2 separate regions of the Homo sapiens genome follow, and region 2 is linked to region 1. A link is an interaction called in ENCODE POLR2A ChIA-PET data of the cell type or tissue named here. Cell type or tissue: Panc1. All regions are shown on one strand. Each heading gives the region's core, and the rest is flanking DNA. Links, peaks and the distances in the headings are about the cores only.

What was found. Peaks named below come from ENCODE experiments on the same cell type or tissue, not always from the same donor. Only the 100,000 strongest peaks of a DNase experiment are listed, where the experiment ranks them.
Region 2: POLR2A ChIA-PET joins it to region 1 with 7 read pairs; 2 of 35 experiments call an interaction of 5 or more read pairs at or near these places.

What each region holds. Positions count from the first base shown.
Region 1 is chr6:21,407,505-21,417,753 of GRCh38, forward strand. No RefSeq gene overlaps it. Among named protein-coding and RNA genes, the nearest start is that of LINC00581, 99 kb to the right of the region's middle. In Panc1, for the core only: no CTCF peak of the experiment used is centred there; no DNase peak of the experiment used is centred there.
Region 2 is chr6:21,551,908-21,562,156 of GRCh38, forward strand. No RefSeq gene overlaps it. Among named protein-coding and RNA genes, the nearest start is that of SOX4, 37 kb to the right of the region's middle. In Panc1, for the core only: no CTCF peak of the experiment used is centred there; a DNase peak (open chromatin) is centred at 5,292.

The DNA.
Region 1 (10,249 bases), core at 1,478-9,477:
CAGCCTCCTGAATAGCTGGGATTACTGGCATGCACCACCACATCCGGCTAATTTTGTATTTTTAATAGAGATGGGGTTTCTCCATGTTGATCAGGCTGGTCTCGAACTCCCAACCTCAGGTGATCTGCCCACCTCGGTCTCCCAAAGTGCTGGGATTACAGGTGTGAGCCACCGTGCCCAGCCCCTTCCCCACTTCTTGCTCCTGCTCTGGCCTTGCGAAATGCCTGCTCCTCCTTTACCTTCCACCATGAGCAAAAGCTCCCCAGGCCTCCCCAGAAGCCGAGAGGATGCTGGCGCCATGCTTCCTGTACAGCCTGCAGAACCACAAGCCAATTAAATCTCTTTTCTTCATTAATTACCCAGCCTCAGGTATTTATTTATAGCAACACAAGAACGGCCTAACACAACCACTAAGAATTTTTTCCTGATAACCTACTCTCAGCTGTCAGCTGCCAGAAAGTTCTCCCATCTTTGAATTCCACAAGCCCTTGACTTGTCTATCTCTTAGGCATTTTAAATATTCTAGTTTGCATCGGTTATTTGTGCGAATGTCGTCTCTCTTTTCTAACTGGAAAACATGGGTCATATCATATATATCTTTGTATTCACTCCCTCTTAGAAGAGAGCCCTGCGTTTAACACAAAGCACTAGAAATTTGTTGAAGGAAAGCAGATATTACCTGATGGATTTACTCCCCACCCTCTGAGAACTCACCCAAAAACTCACTGGTGTAATAATGAAAGTAAGAATACTAATTATGTAGTTGATTCTTAAAATGTCACCTCCACATGAGAAATGTACAAAAGTGAAATTTTAACAATACGGCCCCTCTGGTAGGTCTGATTGAATAAAATGTACTGATAACGATTGAATTACATTGTAAACAATAATATCGAGTGCCTGGTAAAACTCTTTGCATTTAAAATATAAGAGCAAATAATGTAGAGATCCTGGCCATGGCATTCACTGGAATAAAACAGTCAGATGCCCAAATTTCAGAAACAAATTCACAACAAAATGGGAACAAAAGATAGTGCTCTCAACTCATTTGATGAAATATTGGCTGATAGGATTTATAATACTGTGATAAACCTAATGAATTTGGGAATTGCCAACTTGGTATGAGATGAAGATTATATTTTACACTGTAAAGTGGCATTAGAATTATGACTCTTTACTCTCCAAAATCATGGGTTGTGACACTTGCATTCCTCTTTTATGGAGTCTTTTTAAAACAATGACTTTATTCACTAATCTCTCACTGATGTCTCACTGCAAGGATACAGCCAAAGTTGGAGAGACACTAACTTCATCATATTTTATTTTGACTTAAAAGATTTTTGTTTTGTTTGAGACTGAGTCTCTCTCTGTCGCCCAGGCTGGAGTGCAATGGTGCAATCTCGGCTCACTGGAACCTCTGCCTCCCAGGCTCAAGTGATTCTCCTGCCTCAGACTCCCGAGTAGCTGGGATTACAGGCATGTGCCACCGCACTCAACTAATTTTTGTATTTTTAGTAGAGATGAGGTGTCACCATGTTGCCCAGGCTGGCCTCGAACTCCTGACCTCAGGTGATCCACTTGCCTTGGCCTCCCAAAGTGCTGGGATTACAGGCATGAGCCGCTACACCCGGCCTTGACTTAAAAGATTTTACACTTGCAGAAAATCACAGAGGATAATATTACAGATACTCCAAATACCCAGAATCCTGATTCAACATCATAATATTTTGCCACAGTTGCGTTCAATTTTTTTAAACAAGATAAAACATTACAGATAAAATCAGTATATCTCCCTCATCCAGCTCCCTTTTCTTCCCTCCCAGAGGCAAGCACTATACGGAAGTTGACAGATTTCTTGTTCACGTTTCCCTACTTTTGCTACGTAAGATGAATCCATCAAGAATACATAGCATTGTTTTGAGTGGCGTCATACCATACAGTCTGAACTAGTCTACCTGGTTTCCCATTCCAGGTCTGTCACTTATTAGATGACCTGGGGCAAATTATATAACCTCTCTGCACTTCAGTGCTGTCATTTGTAAAATGGTGATAATCATACCTTACTTCACAGAGTTTTTGTGATGATTAAATGAGATAAAATGGAGATGCTGCTTAACACCATGCCTGGTGCATAGAAAGAACTATGTGTTTGCTCTGACGATGATGTTGGCGATAATGATAATTTCAATTTACACAGATGTCATCATAGCATAATATTCTTTTACAAGTTGCTCTTATGAGATTTATCTGTAGAGCTTCGGTAGATCTAATTCTTTTATTTAATTATCCTTGGTGCACTATTATTTCAATAAGCCAGGCTTTATACACTCCATTCTGCTATTGATTCCCTATGTTGTTTCTGAATTTTAGCTATTAAAAAAAAAAGACACATGAACACATATGTTTATTGCAGCACTATTTACAATAGCAAAAACTTGGAACCAACCCAAATGCCCATCAATGACAGACTGGATAAAGAAAATGTGGCACATGTACACCATGGAATACCATGCAGCCATAAAAAAGAATGAGTTCATGTCCTTTGGAGGGACATGGATGAAGCTGGAAACCATCATCCTCAGCAAACTAACACAAGAACAGAAAACCAAACACTGCACGTTCTCACTTATAAGTAGGAGTTGAACAATGAGAACGTGTGGACACAGGGAGGGCAACATCACACACCAGGGCCCGTCGGGGAGCAGCGGGCAAGGGGAGGGAGAGCATTAGGACAAATACCTAATGCATGTGGGGCTTAAAACCTAGATGATGGATTGATAGGTTCAGCAAACCACCATGGCACATGTATACTTATTAACAAACCTGCATGTTCTGCACATGTATCCCAGAACTTCAAGTAAAAGAAAAAAAGAAAAAAAGACCTGGAAAGTTTTCATCAGGCAAGAAAAAAAAACAAAAAAACCTTCAATGGCTATCTTTGTGCATGTTTTTATTGTTTTTACCCTCACACTTGAAAAATGATTTAGCTGGGTATAGAATTCTTGACTCCAAGTTATTTTCTTTCATAACTTTAAAGTGAACCTGATTCCTGTTTTTTGTAGGTTTATATGTTTCTTTCTTGAAGCTTTCAGGATTTTCTTTGAAATTTTGCCACAGCATATCTGGTAAGAGGTCATATTGAAAAAAAAAAAGTTATTTACCCTATTTATCATTCTATACATGCTTTCAGACTGAGAACTAATGTTTTCCTTCAAAATTGAGAAAAAAAATTCAATTATTTTCTGAAATATTGACTCTCCTTTAATCTTTTTATTCAGTTAATTTAGAAATTCTGTGAAAAGGATTTTGTTATTTCTGGATAAATTATTTATCCCAATATTTATTTCATATTTTGTATCTTTATCCCTTCCTGTGATATTCAGAATACATTTTTATTCAAGTTTAATACCCACTACTTTGTGATTTGGTTATGTTCATTATGATTTTCTTATGTTTTATTTTTAATTTAGGCAAAATTTATGTAGAATAAAATGTGTAGGCCGGGTGCAGTGGCTCACGCCTGTAATCCCAACACTTTGGGAGGCCGAGGCGGCGGGTGGATTGCCTGAGCTCAGGAGTTTGAGACAAGCCTGGGCAACACAGTGAAACAATGTCTCTACTAAAAATACAAAAAATTAGCAGGGCGTGGTGCCGTGTGCCTGTAATCCCAGCTACTTGGGAGGCTGAGACAGGAGAATCACTTCAACCTGAGAGGTGGAGGTTGCAGTGAGCCGAGATCACGCCACTGCACTCCAGCCTGTGTGACAGGGTGAAACTCTTGTCTTAGAAAAAAAAAAAAAAAGTACAACTATTAAGTGTAAATCCAATGACTTTTGACAGGTATAAACAACACCCCAATCAAAAGTTACATTTTCGGCCGGGCGCGGTGGCTCATGCCTGTAATCCCAGCACTTTGGGAGGCTGAGGTGGGCAGATCACTTGAGGTCAGGAGTTCAAGACTAGCCTGGCCAACTTGGCGAAACCCGTCTCTACTAAAAGTACAAAAATTAACCCGACATGGTGGCGGGCACCTGTAATCCCAGCTACTCGGGAGGCTGAGGCAGGAGAATCACTTGAACCCAGGAGGCGGAGGTTGCAGTGAGCTGCGCTAAGATCGGGTGACTTCATTCCAGCCGGGGTGACAGAGTCCTAGGGTCTGGCCCTGACTCTAGAACACGGGGCTTACTCATAAGGTGGGGCTTTTCTAGGGTCTCAATCTAATGTTTTATGTTTTTAGCAAGGGTTCTCCACTCTGGATGGGCCATAATCCCAATGCCTCCAAACTCTGCATGATCTCTAATATCTCTGTCCAGCTCTCAGCCTCCCAGCAGTAGGCTTCACAGAATCAGGCCCTGTACATGTGCTTCCCAGTTCTTGGCCCAGGATCTGAGGGCAGTCTCCACGAAGATTTCTTAGGGCCCAGCTCTGCAAAGCTCCCCGCCTTTCTGGTGCCATGCCTCCACCAATTCCAGCTGCTTCCAAAATACTTTTCAAATAATAGGTGATAATATTGGGCAGCTCCATCTTGTTTCTGATTTTAATAGGAATTCCTTTAGTATTTCAATTTGTTGGTTTCTGATGAATACTTTATCTTGTTTAGAAATTTCCTTCTATTCTTTTACTTAGAGATTTTACCACAAATACTTACCAAATTATATTAATTGCTCTTTTGTCATATTTGGTATAATCCTGTATTTTCTTCTTAATTTATTAATGGAATACATTATGTTGATAAACTTCCAAATGAACAGTGATTCTTCAATTCCTATAATAAATCCTTATTTTATATACCATTAGATATGGTTTAAAATTTTTCAGGTCCTTAACATTTACATTACTAAAACAGAATGATAATATAATATAAGGGCCTTTTTTTAAGAAAAGAAGGAAAAATATTTAAACTAAGCCTACAAAGACACGTTGATTAATCATTGTGAAAATAAGTTAATTCTGCCTTTGTCTACTTGTATCTCTGAGACCATTGCAATATTAACCCATTTATGCCAGAGGTTGCAAATTTTTTTGTGAAAAATCAGACCTTGGGGATGACCTTATGCAGCAGGATGTAAATAACTCCCACAAGCTTAGCGTTCCAATAATGTAGTACTAGGTTAAAGACTAAGTTGATACTGTGAAGAGTGCAAAGAACTTGGAATCCTAGCTATGCCACTTATGAACCAATGATCTTGTTTAAGTCACTTACTTTCTCTGAGATTCAGTTACCATCTCTCTGTAAAATGGGCGTGAACATCACTCATAACCTGCAAGGTAAATGCGAGCGTCAAACGTGGTGATGAGTGTTTTGTAAATGGTAGGTTACTGGCCAATGTTAGTGGCTATTCTTTATTACAAGTGGTCCCCAAGGACTACACAGCTGACATGGGACGTTCCCTGTTTAGAAATGGGCTGTGGGAAGATTCTCTTCTGATCCTTGTCACTCCTACCACTGGATTCACTTGTCCTGGCTGCTGGGGAGTGATCCCTGAGGGTCCCATTTTTGTTTGGAGAGCCGTGAAAGGGAAGAAGTAATCCACTCTCATTTCCAAGAAGAGAGGGAAAGAAAGGAAAAGGGAAGCAAAAAATTATCTGCTCCTGAGTGGGAAAGGAGGACAGAAATGTAAAGGAAAGTCACAGCTAGAGACAGAGACTGCAGCAAAGGCAGAGTTTATACCTTCCTAGGTATATTCTTGCTAGGAAGATGTTATTGTTTTTCCTAAAGAAACAATGGGAAATGTTATTAATACTCCAATTCAACTGCCTTAAAACTTGCAGAAATTTTCACAGGCAGGCCTGGAAATGAATGCATTTTGGATTAGAAAAAATTTACAGAAGATTTTGTAACAAAACTCACCTCTCTGTTTCTACCTAGATCCTTTAAATACATCTCACCAGCTAAGGTTTGAAATGCCTAGACCTATGACGGTAACACTTATTAAGGGTTCTATGTGGGAAGGGAGCTGAAGAATGGCCATCAAACCCCAGGAGACACAGCTGAGGAAAGCAGCTATCTCCTTTCAGAAAGCCATGCAAATGCTTCAGAATGGTCTTTGACGAGCAGTCACCAAAGCATCCAGTTGAGTGTTAGAGACTCAGGGCTGCTCAGATATTAGGCAATAAGAACAATGGAGAGTTCCAGGCAATTTCAGAGTTGAAAGTGTCTTAAAGAAAATCCAAGGAAGCTTATTCTTGGCTAGGTGGCCCAAGATTTATAGGTACCCAGACATAGTAATTCAACAAATGTACACATATTCCCCTCAGCCTGAGGCTCTGAGCAATACAACTACTAAGGATAATGTTAGGAATGAAGCACATTCACTTGGACTAATTTAACTTATGTTTCAGATAGTGGGTCAGCAAAGTTCCCAGAAAAGTTCAACTTTTCTTCTCATTTGTCTTTCATCTGAATTTAAATCCTTAGTTTCCCTAGGCGTTTCAGTATTCTGGGAGATCTGATTTCCCTAAAATAGAGGCAAAGAAAGACCCTCTGCATTTATAACAAGAGCAGAGCATGTTTAATGGTTCAGTTCGAAAACACTCAAGACAGCTATAGGAGAAGTTGGGGTGATAGGCAGCTATGTGTTGGCAGCATGATACACTTAGGACACGTTCTACTTTTTATTTGTAATGTTATATGTTTCATTGGTAGCCTGGTTTGTTGTTTTTCAGGAGAATCACTGCAAAGATAAACATATGCTTTAATGTTGCTATTCTTTTCGCGTTTACAATCCAGGGAATAGGCCTGTCTGCTTTTCCATTTGTCTCCCTTGGGAGACACAAAATTGATTTATGAAGTTGGATTCGCTTGGGTTGATGCAAAGAGGTCAGATACTATTCAAAAATAGTGATGGAAAAAGGATTTAAACAAGAAAACAAGATGGCAGGAGAAAAAAATAAGGGAGAAATGAAAATGCTGATTAATGTTAATGATGCCGCTTTAACTGAGACTTTCAAAGGCTGCAAAACACTGAGAAATCAAATTAATGACCTGGAAAATAAACTCAGATTAAGAAATATCAGGTTGGAGGATAGTCTTGATGGGGTGGAAGTAAGAGAAACAGTGACCTTTTTTCCCCCAACATACAATGTTGCAAAACTGTTTTGGATGAATAATTTTTAATTCCTTCCACAAGCCATATCTTCATTTCCCCACAACTTGATGCAGGAACAGCAATTCTTATTTTGTGTGTGGGATAAGAAATTCTTGCAGGGAAAAGGCAAATATAATATCTTAATTTCCTCTGGTTCTGATGGTTTTTTGTTTCTGTGGAGAAGCTGACCAAGCCACCCACTTTGATTGTTTTCTAGAATGTAGGGCTTCAAACAAAGTTATTAAGAGTCTAAAGATTGGCCGGGCACAGTGGCTCAGGCCTGTAATCCCAGCACTCTGGCAGGCCGAGGTGGGTGGATCACCTGAGGTCAGGTCATGGCGAAACCCTGTCTCTACTAAAAACACAAAAATTAGCTGGGTGTGGTGGCACACACCTGTAATCCCAGCTACTCAGGAGGCTGAGGCAGGAGAATCGCTTGAACCCGGGAGACAGAGGTTGCAGTGAGTTGAGATTGTGCCATTGCCCTCCAGTCTCAGCAACAGAGCAAGACTTCATCTCAAAAAAGAAAAAAAAAAAGAAAAGAAAAAGAATCTAAAGATTATGAGACAAATACTCATCTGGTTGGCTGCAATTATCATATTTAAAACATAAAGTCCCTTGGACTGTTAATAAGTATTTTTCTAGACTGTGCTGAATCAAAGTAATTTTTGAATAGTAAAGAGGAAAGTGTTTGAGAAAGGAAGTGAGACTAAAAAACATTTTCTTTCTCCCTGATCCTACCTGGAAATTTCCAGGATCTGTTCTGTAGTCACAGCCAGTGGTCTACCCTAATAATAGATAACAGCAATTGAGCATTTACCCTATGCCAGACACTGTTCTAAGTATAAATTCAGTTAGTCTTCAATATAATTGAAAGAGGTAGATATTATTATTGCCTCCATTTTAAAGAGGAGAAAAGTGTGCTGCAGCAGGGTTAAGTCATTGCCCGAGGTCACAGAGCTATTACAAGAGAGGCAGGATTCATATCCGAGCTATTCTGGCTCCAGAATCCACACTTTCAACCACAATACTGTGGTTCTGTGTTATATAAAGACACTGAGATTTAAAAAAGAATCTATTTCTGGCCATTTTTGAAAAAATATATTTATTGAACCCAAGAATAGTTATTTTAGCAATAGGAAGTCTCTTTTTTGTTACCCATTCATTTCATAAAATGAGTTTAAACACAAAACAGGCCAGAGTCTTTACACTGCCAAAAAAAAAAACAGTACAATAAGGTGTGGAGAGAGAGGGAGAAGCCCATGTTTAGGAAGGACTTTGTATTACCTCCCTGGCTTGAATAGAACTGACTCTGATATATTCCTTTTTAAAAAATATAAAGAGTTCGAGACCAGCCTGACCAACATGGAGAAACCCCATCTCTATTAAAAATACAAAATTAGCTGGGAGTGGTGGCACATGCCTGTAATCCTAGCTACTCGGGAGGCTGAGGCAGGAGAATCGCTTGAACCCGGGAGGTGAAGGTTACAGTGAGTTGAGATCACACCATTGCACTCCAGCCTGAGCAACAAGAGTGAAATTCTGTCTCAAAATAATAATAATTATAATAATTGTATATATATACACAAAATGAAAATAACTGACTTTAAAAATCAATGTTAATGCATTTCTTTTGACATAATGGCTGGTTTAAATTACTCAGGAATAGTGATTAATGCAACAAATGTTTTAACTAAGAGCATGGAAGAAAGGATATCTTCTGAACCATGTAAGTCAGAAGATGTGAGAAGCTCCTGAGTTACCAGGGACAGTAACATTCTTAGAAGAGAAGAATGGCTGGCGAATCCACCCATCAGAGCAACAGGAAGTGCGGTATCTCTTGACACGATGGGCATCTCAGCACCACAGGGTTAGAAACAGAATGTGTCTCTGCCACCCAAAGAATAATTAAAGCAGCCTCTCAAAATGGTGAAAGTGGCTATAAACCAGCCAATGTTCCTTGAAGAGTGGAGGGTGCAGTGTTCAGCAAAATAGGGCAAAGTAGAAGGGATTAGCCCCCAAAATATAGCAGAGTATTGTACAGAATCAGGAACTCAGAAAAGAGACAAAAGGACAGCCACTTCTTGTCCCAGCTACTTTTTCACCTAACACTTTTTTCTTCCTGCTTCTTAAGGTACAATGTTGGCCACAAAAGTGGAAGAAATAGTGGCTCACGCCTGTAATCCCAACACTTTGGGAGGCCAAGGTGGGTGGATCACCTGAGGTCAGGAGTTCAAGACCAGCCTGATGAACATGGTAAAACCCCATCTCCACTAAAAATACACAATTAGCTGGGTGTGGTGGCAGGAGCCTGTAATCCCACCTACTTGGGAGTCTAAGGCAGGAGAATCACTTGAATCTGCGAGGCAGAGGTTGCAGTGAGCAGAGAGTGTGCCATTGCACTCCTGCCTGAGCGACAAGAGTGAAACTCTGTCTCAAAAAAAAAAAAAAAAAAAGATGGAAAAAAGCGTCCATGTGATTTGAGAGCTCTGGTGAGGGGAAAGTCACCTCAAGTAACAGGCATAAGAATTCAGAAAAATAAAAATAAAAAACCATGGCATTCCATAAGAACAGTAATAGCTGTACATCTCGGACGTCATCGCTTAGAGTCAAAAGAAGACGTTAGTTTAGACTTATACTTCCCACACTGATATTAAGCAAAATTAATTTTTTATAGTTTTTTAATAATTTTCTGGCTGTGTGAAAGAAAATTCCTCAAAATTTTGCATGAGGAGAGGTGGTTAAAATAACTTCAGGAGTTACCTCTTTTGCAAGGAGACAGTGCCCTTGCAATTTTATTAATTATTTATTATAATATGAGTTAAAACCACGTTTGATGAAAAATGCAGCCATAACAGTGATTATTCCGGTAGATAAAGAAACCAGATTTTGTGCTTGGAGACACAGGCAAAGTAGGTATAAAAATCTCCTGGCAGATATTTCTGTTTGTGAAATGCGGACAACACTTCTACAGATTTGCAGTAGTGGCGGTTAATGAGATGGAGGCGTTTACCATTCATTCTGCACCTACACGATGCCAGGCTTGACAGCCTGTGAGTAGATTTCAGACCCATAGGTGCTGCCGTGTGCAAGGCGTTACTCTCAGTTGTGATTTTTAAAATTATGGATTTATGTTGAGCAGTTTTTATTGCAGACTGCAC
Region 2 (10,249 bases), core at 646-8,645, 140 kb after region 1:
CCCCACCAGAGCAGCTAGATACAGAGTGTCGATTGGTGCACTCACAAACCTTGAGCTAAACACAGGGTGCTGATTGGTGTATTTACAAACCTTAAGCTAGATACAGAGTGCTGATTGGTGTATTTACAATCCCTGAGCTAGACATAAAGGTTCTCCAAGGCCCCAACAGAGCAGCTAGATACAGAGTGTCGATTGGTGCACTCACAAACCTTGAGCTAAACACAGGGTGCTGATTTGTGTATTTACAATCCCTGAGCTAGATATAAAGACTCTCCACGTCCCCACCAGACTCAGGAGCCCAGCTGGCTTCACCTAGTGGATCCCGCACCGGGGCTGCAGGTGGAGCTGCCTGCCAGTCCTGCGCCGTGCGCTCGCATTTCTCAGCCCTTGGGTGGTCGATGGGACTGGGCACTGTGGAGTAGGGGGTGGTGCTCGTCGGGGAGGCTCCGGCCGCACAGGAGCCCATGGAGTGGGTGGGAGGCTCAGGTATGGCGGGCTGCAGGTCCCTGAGCCCTGCCCCGCGGGAAGGCAGCTAAGACCCGGCGAGAAATCGAGCACAGCACAGGTGGGCCGGCACTGCTGGGGGACCCAGTACACCCTCCGCAGCCACTGGCCCGGGTGCTAAGTTCCCCATTGCCCGGGGCCAGCAGGGCTGGCTGGCTGCTCCGAGTGCGGGGCCCACGAAGCGCACGCCCACCCGGAACTCCAGCTGGCCCGCAAACGCCGCACGCAGCCCCGGTTCCAGCTCGTGCCTCTCCCTCCACACCTCCCTGCAAGCTGAGGGAGTGGGCTCCAGCCTCGGCCAGCCCAGAAAGGGGCTCCCACAGTGCAGTGGGGGGCTGAAGGGCTCCTCAAATGCCACCAAAGTGGGAGCCCAGGCAGGGGAGGTGCCGAGAGCAAGCGAGGGCTCTGAGGACTACCAGCATGCTGTCACCTCTCAGCGTGATCCCGGGAGGAGGATTTTGCAGTGAGCCGAGATCGGGCCACTGCACTCTATCCTGGGCAACAGAGCGAGACTGTCTCAAAAAAAAAAAAAAAAAAAAAAAAAAGAATCACTGTATAGTGTGTGAGGTGCTCTAAAAGGGAAATGACAAGCTAATTCTTTTAATAGGTACCTAGAATTGAAAGAAAATTGAGGAAAGCTTCTCCCAGGAAGTTACATGTAAATTGAGACCTAAGAAGCCTAGGGTAATGGTAATATAGTCAAATTTGCATATTTAAATGGTTACTACCTGAAAAAAGAAAAAAGATCAAAGGGGAACAAATTGGAGGGAGGCAGGAAGGAGAGGGGAGCAGTGTTGCAGGCTACAGGTGATGGCAGTGGGAAGTGGCCAGCTTTTCGAAATAATTATGAGGTAGAATTAATAGAACTTGGTGATTGACTGGAAGAAGGGGAAAGGAAGAGAGTGCAAAGAAGAATGATGTCTTACTTTGGTTTTCTCCAGAAACAGACCTCAAGGCAGGGATTCAAATGCAAGTAGTTTATCTGTAAAGAATGGGGAATATTGGTAGGAAAGTGAAATGAAGAAGGAAAAGCAGCCAATCAAGGGTTGGCCCCATTAGCCAACTGTGCTGTGAAAGCCTGGAGCATATTCCATGGAGACATCCTGTGAAATGGGATAAAACAAATGCTTTAGTTGTCCCACTCAAGGGGGTGAGGAGCTGGGGCATTTATAAACCAATTCCCATGAATCACTGGCCAATGGCTTTATTTCCTCAGCATTTCTAGCTTGTTCTGCACAAACCAGAGCAGGCTTTTGTTGCTTTCTAAAAGGTCCTTAGGCAAAAAAGATACCAATACAGGCCATTGGCAACAGGCAGGAATGCAATGGCATGGTTAAGACCCAAAGGACATCTGCCTCAGCTGACACTCGGTCTCTGGTTTGGGTAAATGAGGTAAGGATTGATTAACTGAGTGGGGAAACCCAGGAGTTAAAGCAAGACAGAAAGGGGCTGAGGAGTAGAGGTTATGCGTTTGATTTTTTTTTTTTTTTTTTTTGACGGAGTTTTGCTCTTGTTGCCCAGGCTGGCCAGGCTGGAGTGCAGTGGTGCAATCTTGGCTCACTGCAACCTCCGCCTCCCGGGTTCAAATGATTCTCCTGCCTCAGCCTCCCGAGTAGTTGGGACTACAGGCATGTGCCAACATGCCCAGCTAATTTTTGTATTTTTCTTTTTTTTTTTTTTTTTTTTAGTAGAGACAAGGTTTCACCATGTTGGCCAGGATGGTCTCAATCTCTTGACCTGGAGATCTGCCTGCCTCGGCCTCCCAAAGTGCTGGGATTACAGGCGTGAGCCATGGCGCCCGGCCCACGTTTGATTTTTGACACGTTGCATTTGCAGTGTTCATGGGAAACATCTAAGTGGAGTTGTCTAGTAGACAGTTGGATATGTGAATGTGAGCCTTTGGAGTGATCCGAGCTAGAGCTATAGACTTGGAAATTGTCAGTGATAAATTCATGGGAGTGACAGAAATCCCATGGGAAACTGTTTAGAATGAGGAACAAAGAGAGCCAAAGGGGCCAGGCGTAGCGGCTCACACCTCTAAACCCAGCATTTTGGGAGGCAGAGACAGGAGGATCCCTTGAGCCCAGGAGTTCGAGACAAGCCTGGGCAACATAGTGAGACCCCATCTCTTACAAAAAATAAAAAACTAGCCAGGCCTGATGGTGCATGCTTGTAATCCCAGCTACTCAGGAGGCTGAGGTAGGAGGATCACCTGAGCCAGGGAAGTCAAGAGTGCAGTTAGCCAGGGTGACAGAAGGAGACCGTCTCAAAAAAAAAAAGAAAAAAAAAAAAAAAGCCAAGGGCAGAAATCAAAGAACACTAATATTTAAGAAACAGGCCAGGCGCACTGGCTTACACCTGTAATCCCAGCATTTTGGGAGGCTGAGGCAGGCAGATCACCTGAGGTCAGGAGTTTAAGACCAGCCTGACCAACATGGTGAAACCCCATCTCCACTAAAAATACAAAAATTAGCTGGGCATGGTGGCAGATGCCTGTAATCCCAGCTACTTGGGAGGCTGAGGCAGGAGAATCAGGGTGAAAGCCAAACCTGTCAAAAAAAAAAAAAAAAAAAAAACACCGGCTGGGCTCAGTGGCTCATGCCTGTAATCCCAGCACATTAGGAGGTCAAGGCAGGTGGATCACCTGAGGTCGGGAGCTCGAGACCAGCCTGGCCAATATGATGAAACCCTGTCTCTACTAAAAATACAAAAATTAGCCAGGCACAGTGGCAGGAGCCTGTAATCCCAGCTACTCAGGAGGCTGAGGCAGGAGATTTGCTTGAACCTGGGCGGCAGAGGTTGCAGTGAGCAGAGATCATGCCATTGCACTCCAGCCTGGGCAATAGAGTGAGACTCCGTTTTTAAAAAAAAAAAGAAGAAGGTACCTTGTGTTTTCCCCATGTATTTAAGAAGGTACAGGTGTATTTTCCTCATGAATTAAGAGTTCAGGGGAGAAACATGTTGACGAGAGGAAACTGATGATGTCACAGGTTTAAGGATTTTATGGATGCGATGAAATGCCCATGCAGAAAACTGAAGAGAAAGCTAACTAGGTAAACAGATTTGATTTCCTCTCACAGCGCTCAGCTGCCCAGGTGTGAGCCCAGACTAAAGAAATGGACTTATTCAAGGCTGGGTTCCAACAAGTGGGTGAAAGGGAAGGATGGCAGGACAGAAGAGTTACAAGGAGGTGACTGAAATGATGACAATGGAAAACCTGTGCAACCCAGGGAAGATTTAAGGCAGGAGGAAGGTGATCGATAGGAGTGATTTATAGGAATGGCTTTCTAGGTTCCAATCAAGAAGTTCTATTTCTAGGGTTTGGAGTAAGGAAAGAGCATGCCAACAGGGGACTGTTCACAGTCAGAAACCTATACATTGATGAAAGTTGACATTGACCATCATGGAAGAAGGGTAAAGCAGGAGATGATTCCAAAACCAAAATGAGGGAAGAAAGCAAGGTAGCCATGGCTGAGATGAGATGTGGCTGGGTCAGAGTCTAATTAAAGAGTTAATTCAAGGATCTTGGTCTGTCCACTGTGCTGTCCCTCTGTTATGGGTTGAATTGTACCCCCGAAAAAGATATGCTGAAGTCCTAACCTGTAACCTTACTTGGAAATAGAATCTTTGCAGATGTAATCAAGTTATGATGAGGACATTTCGGTGGGCCCTAACCCAATATGACTGTGGTCTTTAAAAGAAGAGAAGAAGCCAGGCGTGGTGACTCACTCCTGTAATCCCAGCATTTTGGGAGGCCGAGGCAGGCGGATCACCTGAGGTCAGGAGTGCGAGACCAGCCTGGCCAACATGGTGAAACCCCATCTCTACTAAAAATACAAAAAAAAAAAAAAATTAGCCGGGCGTGGTGGCGGGTGCCTGTAATCCCATATACTCAGGAGGCTGAGGCAGGAGAGTTGCTTGAACCTAGGAGGCAGAGGTTGCAGTGAGCCGAAATCGTGCCATTGCACTCCAGCCTGGGCGACAGTGTGAGACTCCATCTCAAAAAAAAGAAGAGAAGGGACACGTAAAAACACACAGGGAGAATGACATGTGCCAATGAAGGCAGAGATTAGAGTGATGCATCTACCAGCTTAGGGATGCCAAGGATTGCTGGCAACACCGGAAGCTAAGAGAAAGCCATGGGACAGAGTCTTCCCTAAAGCCTTCAGAGGGAGCTTGGCCCTGCTGACATCTATATTTCACATTTCTAATGTCTAGAGCCAAACCCGAATAGATTTCTATTGTTTAATGCCACCCAGTTTGTGGTCCTTTTTAGGCAGCTCTAGAAAATGAATATACCCTCTATGCTGGTGCATGACTTGGTCTGGGTCACGGGTATTTTCTAATGTCATGGGACACCAACAGATGTCAGATAGGGGTCGAGAGATACTTGTGCACTCCTCCATTTCTAAGTAGAAATCGGACATTTGCATTCACATTAAGCGTTGTTTTCAACTATCATCCAGCAATGCAGTAATTCACTGCATTCTTATTACCAAGCAAAGATGTTCCTAGGTAAGGTCATCCAGCAGGAAAAGAACTAAAATTTAGTTCTTAATATTTAGAAGTGTTAGGATATTTTAGATTAGAATAAATCATAGTGCCAGAATATCTGGTGTTTACTATATTTTTACTTTCAAAAAGAAGTCGGTGCACTTTTTCTGGTGACAGGATGTGCCCATTCTGTGTACCAGAACCTTTTTTTTCCACAGCGATGTTGACATACAATGATTTAATGTTCCCATGTCTACTGATTGATTTGGCACAAACAATGAGTCCATGTGCCAATGAATCACACAGATCTACGTGACCCCTTTCACACACACACAGAACACAGAAAATGTATCATTGTTTTTTCTATGTACAAACACTGAGAACAATCTTTTAATCGATCACTTAATTGATACCCCACATTGTTCCCAACAAGCTCAAAGTCTGGGCACGTTTCCTAGCCAAAGACTTGATGAAAATTAGAGATGTTGCATGTCCTTGAAATTTTGTTAGGTTTTTACTTTACATAAATTATTTAAAACTTAAAAGTAATAAAGAGTCTATATAAATCAGGGAGGTAAGGTAAACACAATTGCCCTCAGGAGCTGGGTAGGTAATAAAAATAACTTGGCCAGATTATATTCTTGGGACATACTTTGTTTACACATTAAACATGTAGCTTCACTTCCACCAAGAAATGTGTTTTCTCCCACTTTTCTTGAAACACAAGGCCCTGTTAAGTCTTTCATTTTCTGATCTTTGTAGAGATGTGGCTATACAGTTGTTTCACCATTCTTTTAATTCTGAAAAGAGAAACAACAGAGCAAGCACCAGGGTGACAAGAACACAATAAGGAGTGGTAAGAGGTGTCGGCTCCATCCAGGGATTGGGAGGACATGCCTCTCTTGGCACCAGCTGATCCTCCCTAAGTAACAATGTGGGTTCGGAGTTTCTAGATAGCCCAGATTTTTAAAGGGATTTTAATACAAAATCTCCAGATTTTTAAATGTTGGAAATGATTTAATTATTATTACACACTAATGGCCAAAACAGCATGAGGATGAACAAACATGTCTGAGAGCACATTTAATCAATAGGCTGCTAGTTTACAACCTTCACTACACACTGCATTTTTTCAAATTGTGGTAAAAATACATAACATAAAATTGACCATTTGCTATGATCTGAATGTTGGCATCCCCCCAAAATTCATATATGGAAACCTACTCACCAATGTGATGATGTTAGGAAGTGGGGATTTGGGGAGGTGATTAGGTCATGAGGGCTCCACCATCAGGAATGGGATTCGTTTCTTTATACGAGAAACCTCAGACCATTGCCTTTCCCCTTCCCACCAAGTGAGGACACAGTGAAAAGTCACCATCGATCAACCTGGAAATAGTCCCTCATCATACACTGAATCTGCTGGCATCTTAATCTTGTCCTTCCCAGCCTCCAGAACTGTGAGAAATGAATTTCTGTTATTTCCAAGCCACCCAGTTTATGGTATTTTGTTCCAGCAGCCTGCACAGACTCAGACACCATTTTAACCACTTTTCAGTGTACATGTCAATGACATTAAGCACATTTGCAATGCTGTGCAACCATCACCACTATCCATTTCCAGAATTTTTCCATCATCCCAAGCAGAAACTCTGTACTCATTAATTGGTTGTATACTTTTGCAATCAACTTTACAAAGAAAAGGCAGCTTTGAAAGGAAAATGGTCCCGAAAGTTGTCTTTTTTTTTTTTTTTTTTTTTTTTAAACAGAGTCTCGTTCTGTCACCCAGGCTGTAGTGCAGAGGCGTGATCTCATCTCACTGCAACCTCTGCCTTCTGGGTTCAAGCGATTCTCCTGCCCCAGCCTCCCGAGTAGCTGGGACTACAGATGCACACCACCACACCCAGTTAATTTTTGTATTTTTAGTAGAGATGGGGTTTCACCATGTTGGCCAGGATGGACTTGATCTCTTGACCTCATGATCCAGCCGCCTCGGCCTCCCAAAGCGCTAGGACTACAGGCATAAGCCACCGGGCCTGGCCAAGTTATCATATTTTTTGTAAAAATAATAAAAAACATATTTACACCAGTATTAGACCAAGTGCCCACCTTCTTCTAAAAGACCTTCAGAAGCAAACCCTCCACCAGACATAGAAGTCTCTCCAGAAATCCTTTATCTTAACTCTCAGCTCCAACCAGCTTACTACTACATCCATCATTCCATGTGACGCAACCCTGTACCTCATGATGAGTTTGAAAATGCTTGCTCTGTACTCAGCAAACTTCCTGATATTCTCCATCTCTGCTCCCACGCTCCTTCCACAATTTTGCCTCAGTGAGACCCAAGCACTGTCTGAGAACTTCATTTCCCCTGCCTGCGTCTGAAGTGAAGACTGCTTTTTCTCATCTCAGCTTTGATAGTTGGGTCACTGTTTACCTGCTTTCAGACATTAAACCTGGTTCCTTTTGTCTCCTTTGAGACTCAAACCATTCAGCTGAATCACTCTCCTCCTCCTTATTACTGTCATCAGCTGTCACCTCTCTTCATTCATTTGAGATTTCAGCACCTGGTTGGCAATCTTCCAGTCCATCTTACCTCCTGTCATCATTTTAGGCAATGTTAATGTATCTTGAATGACGCATCCAAAACACTACACTGTTAGTTCATGGAACTCTCCACCTCAGCAGCCTATACAATCACAAAGTCAGACGTCCACTTCTGAAACAAAGCTATGTTGTTTTCAGTGAATTCACCCAAGCACACCACTCTTCCACCATCTTCCATCTCACTAAGACTTCCAGTGCACAACCCATTGCTCTCTCTCTGTCCATCAGCCCCACTTGCCTTTACGCGTCTGTTGATTTAGGTACTTAGAGTCCCTTGGTATAACTCCTTTGCAAACACTACACTAATTACCTTGCTTCTTTCCCCTCTGTCAAACACACTAAACTCCAACCCTAGATGAACCCAACCATCTGTCTTCTCTGTTCTCACACCAAGCTGGAGAAAACACATGCCTGAACTGATTGATATCATTGAAAAATCAACATCTCCAACCTAAACATTGCCTGGCAACCTAGTTGTGTATCTCTAGTTAACTCAGTCGATCACATTCCTAAATGATTATTTCCTACTTCTCATTCTACTCAAATCTTTCTCTCCATATCTCTTTAAGAGTCCATCACTAAGCTCTATGAATTCTACCTCCAAAATATATCCCCTAACCATTCACTTCCCTCCATTGCTTCCAAAACCACCATCATCTCTAGGCTGGGATATAGTCTTCAAAGGATTCTCCCTACCATCTTATTGCCCTCTCCAAGAGTTCTCCACATAGTGGCTAGAGCGATGTTTTTAAAATGTTCATCACAGTATGCCATTCACCTATTTAAAATTAATCCATGGATTCCCATTGTATTTAGAAAAAAAATCTATAATCCTTAATATAACCCAGTCCCCTGGATGGTCTGACTCCATTTTCATCTGTGCTACTTTTTTGCTTGCTTGCTATATTCTAGCCACAGTGGTTTCATCTGTGCTACTTTTTCTCTTGCTGCTGTATTCTAGCCACAGTGGTTTCAGGTGCCAAGCTTTCCTTTCTCTTCTGCCTTAGCACATTCTCGTCCTTCTGCCAAGTGTACCCTCCCTTTCTCCCCATATTTCCCACCAATCTTCACCTAGACAACTTCTATTCATTCTGTAGATCTCATATTTAGTGACCCAATCTTAGAGAAGTCTGTTCTGACCAACCCCATCTATAAATTTTGCCTCTTCTATTCCTTCTCAGGTGTCAATTTATTTTTCTTTTCTTTTCTTTTTTTCTTTTTCTTTTTTTTTTATTGAGATGGAGTCACACTCTGTAGCCCAGGCTGGAGTGCAGTGGCATGATCTTGGCTCACTGCAACCTCCACCTCCCAAGGTTCAAGTGATTCGCCTGCCTCAGCCTCCCGAGTAGCTGGGACTACAGGCGCATGCCACCATGCCTGGCTAATTTTTTGTATTTTTTGTAGAGATGGGGTTTCTCCGTGTTAGCCAGGGTGTTCTCGATCTCCTGACCTCGTGATCCACCTGCCTCGGCCTCCCAAAGTGCTGAGATTACAGGCGTGAGCCACCACGCCCAGCCTAATTTATTTTTCTTTATAACACATAGCTACTCATTTTCATGCATATTCATTCAATTTCTTTTTTTTAATTTTTAACTTTTGTGGGTACATAGTAAGTGTATATATTTATGGGGCAATAAGATATTTTGATACAGGCATACATGCATAATAATCACATCAGGGTGAATGGGGTATCCATCTCCTCAAGCATTTATCCTTTGTGTTACAAATAATCCAGTTATACTCTTTTAGTTATTTTTAGCTGTACAAAAAATTATTGTTGACTATAGTAACTCTGTTGTGCCATCAAATACTAGATCTTATTCATTCTATCTAAATCTATTTATGTACCCATTAACCATCCCCACTTCCAGCCCTGCCCACTGCCCTTCGTAGCCTCTGGTAATCATCATTCTACTCTCTATCTCCATGAGTCCACTTATTTTAATTTTTAGCTTTCACAAGTAAGTGACAACTTATGAAATTTGTCTTTCTGTGCCTGGCTTATTTCACTTAACATAATGTCCTCCAGTTCCATCCATATTGGTTGCAAATGACAGGCCCTCATTCTTTTTATGGCTGAATAGTACGCCATTGTATATATATGTACCACATCTTTTTTTTTTTTTTTTTTGAGATGGAGTCTCACTCTGTCACCAGGTTGGAGTGCAGTGGCGCCATCTCAGCTCACTGCCACCTCCACCTCCCAGGTTCAAGTGATTCTCCTGCCTCAGCTTCCCCAGTAGCTGGGATTGTGGGCATGCACCACCACGCCCAGCTAATTTTTGCATTTTTAGTAGAGAAGGGATTTCACCATGTTGGCCAGGATGGTCTTGATCTCTTGACCTCATGATCCGCCCGCCTCGGCCTCCCAAAGTGCTGGGATTACAGGTGTGAGCCACCACGCCCAGCCTGGTTTTTTTGTTTGTTTTTTAAGATGGAGTTTCACACTTGTTGCCCAGGCTGGGGTGCAATGGTGTGATGTTGTCTCACTGCAACCTCCACCCCCAGGTTCAAGCGATTCTCCTGCCTCAGCCTCCTGAGTAGCTGGGATTACAGGCACATGCCACCATGCCCAGCTAATTTTTGTATTTTTAGTAGAGACGGGGTTTCACCATGTTGGTCAGGCTCATCTCGAACTCTCGAC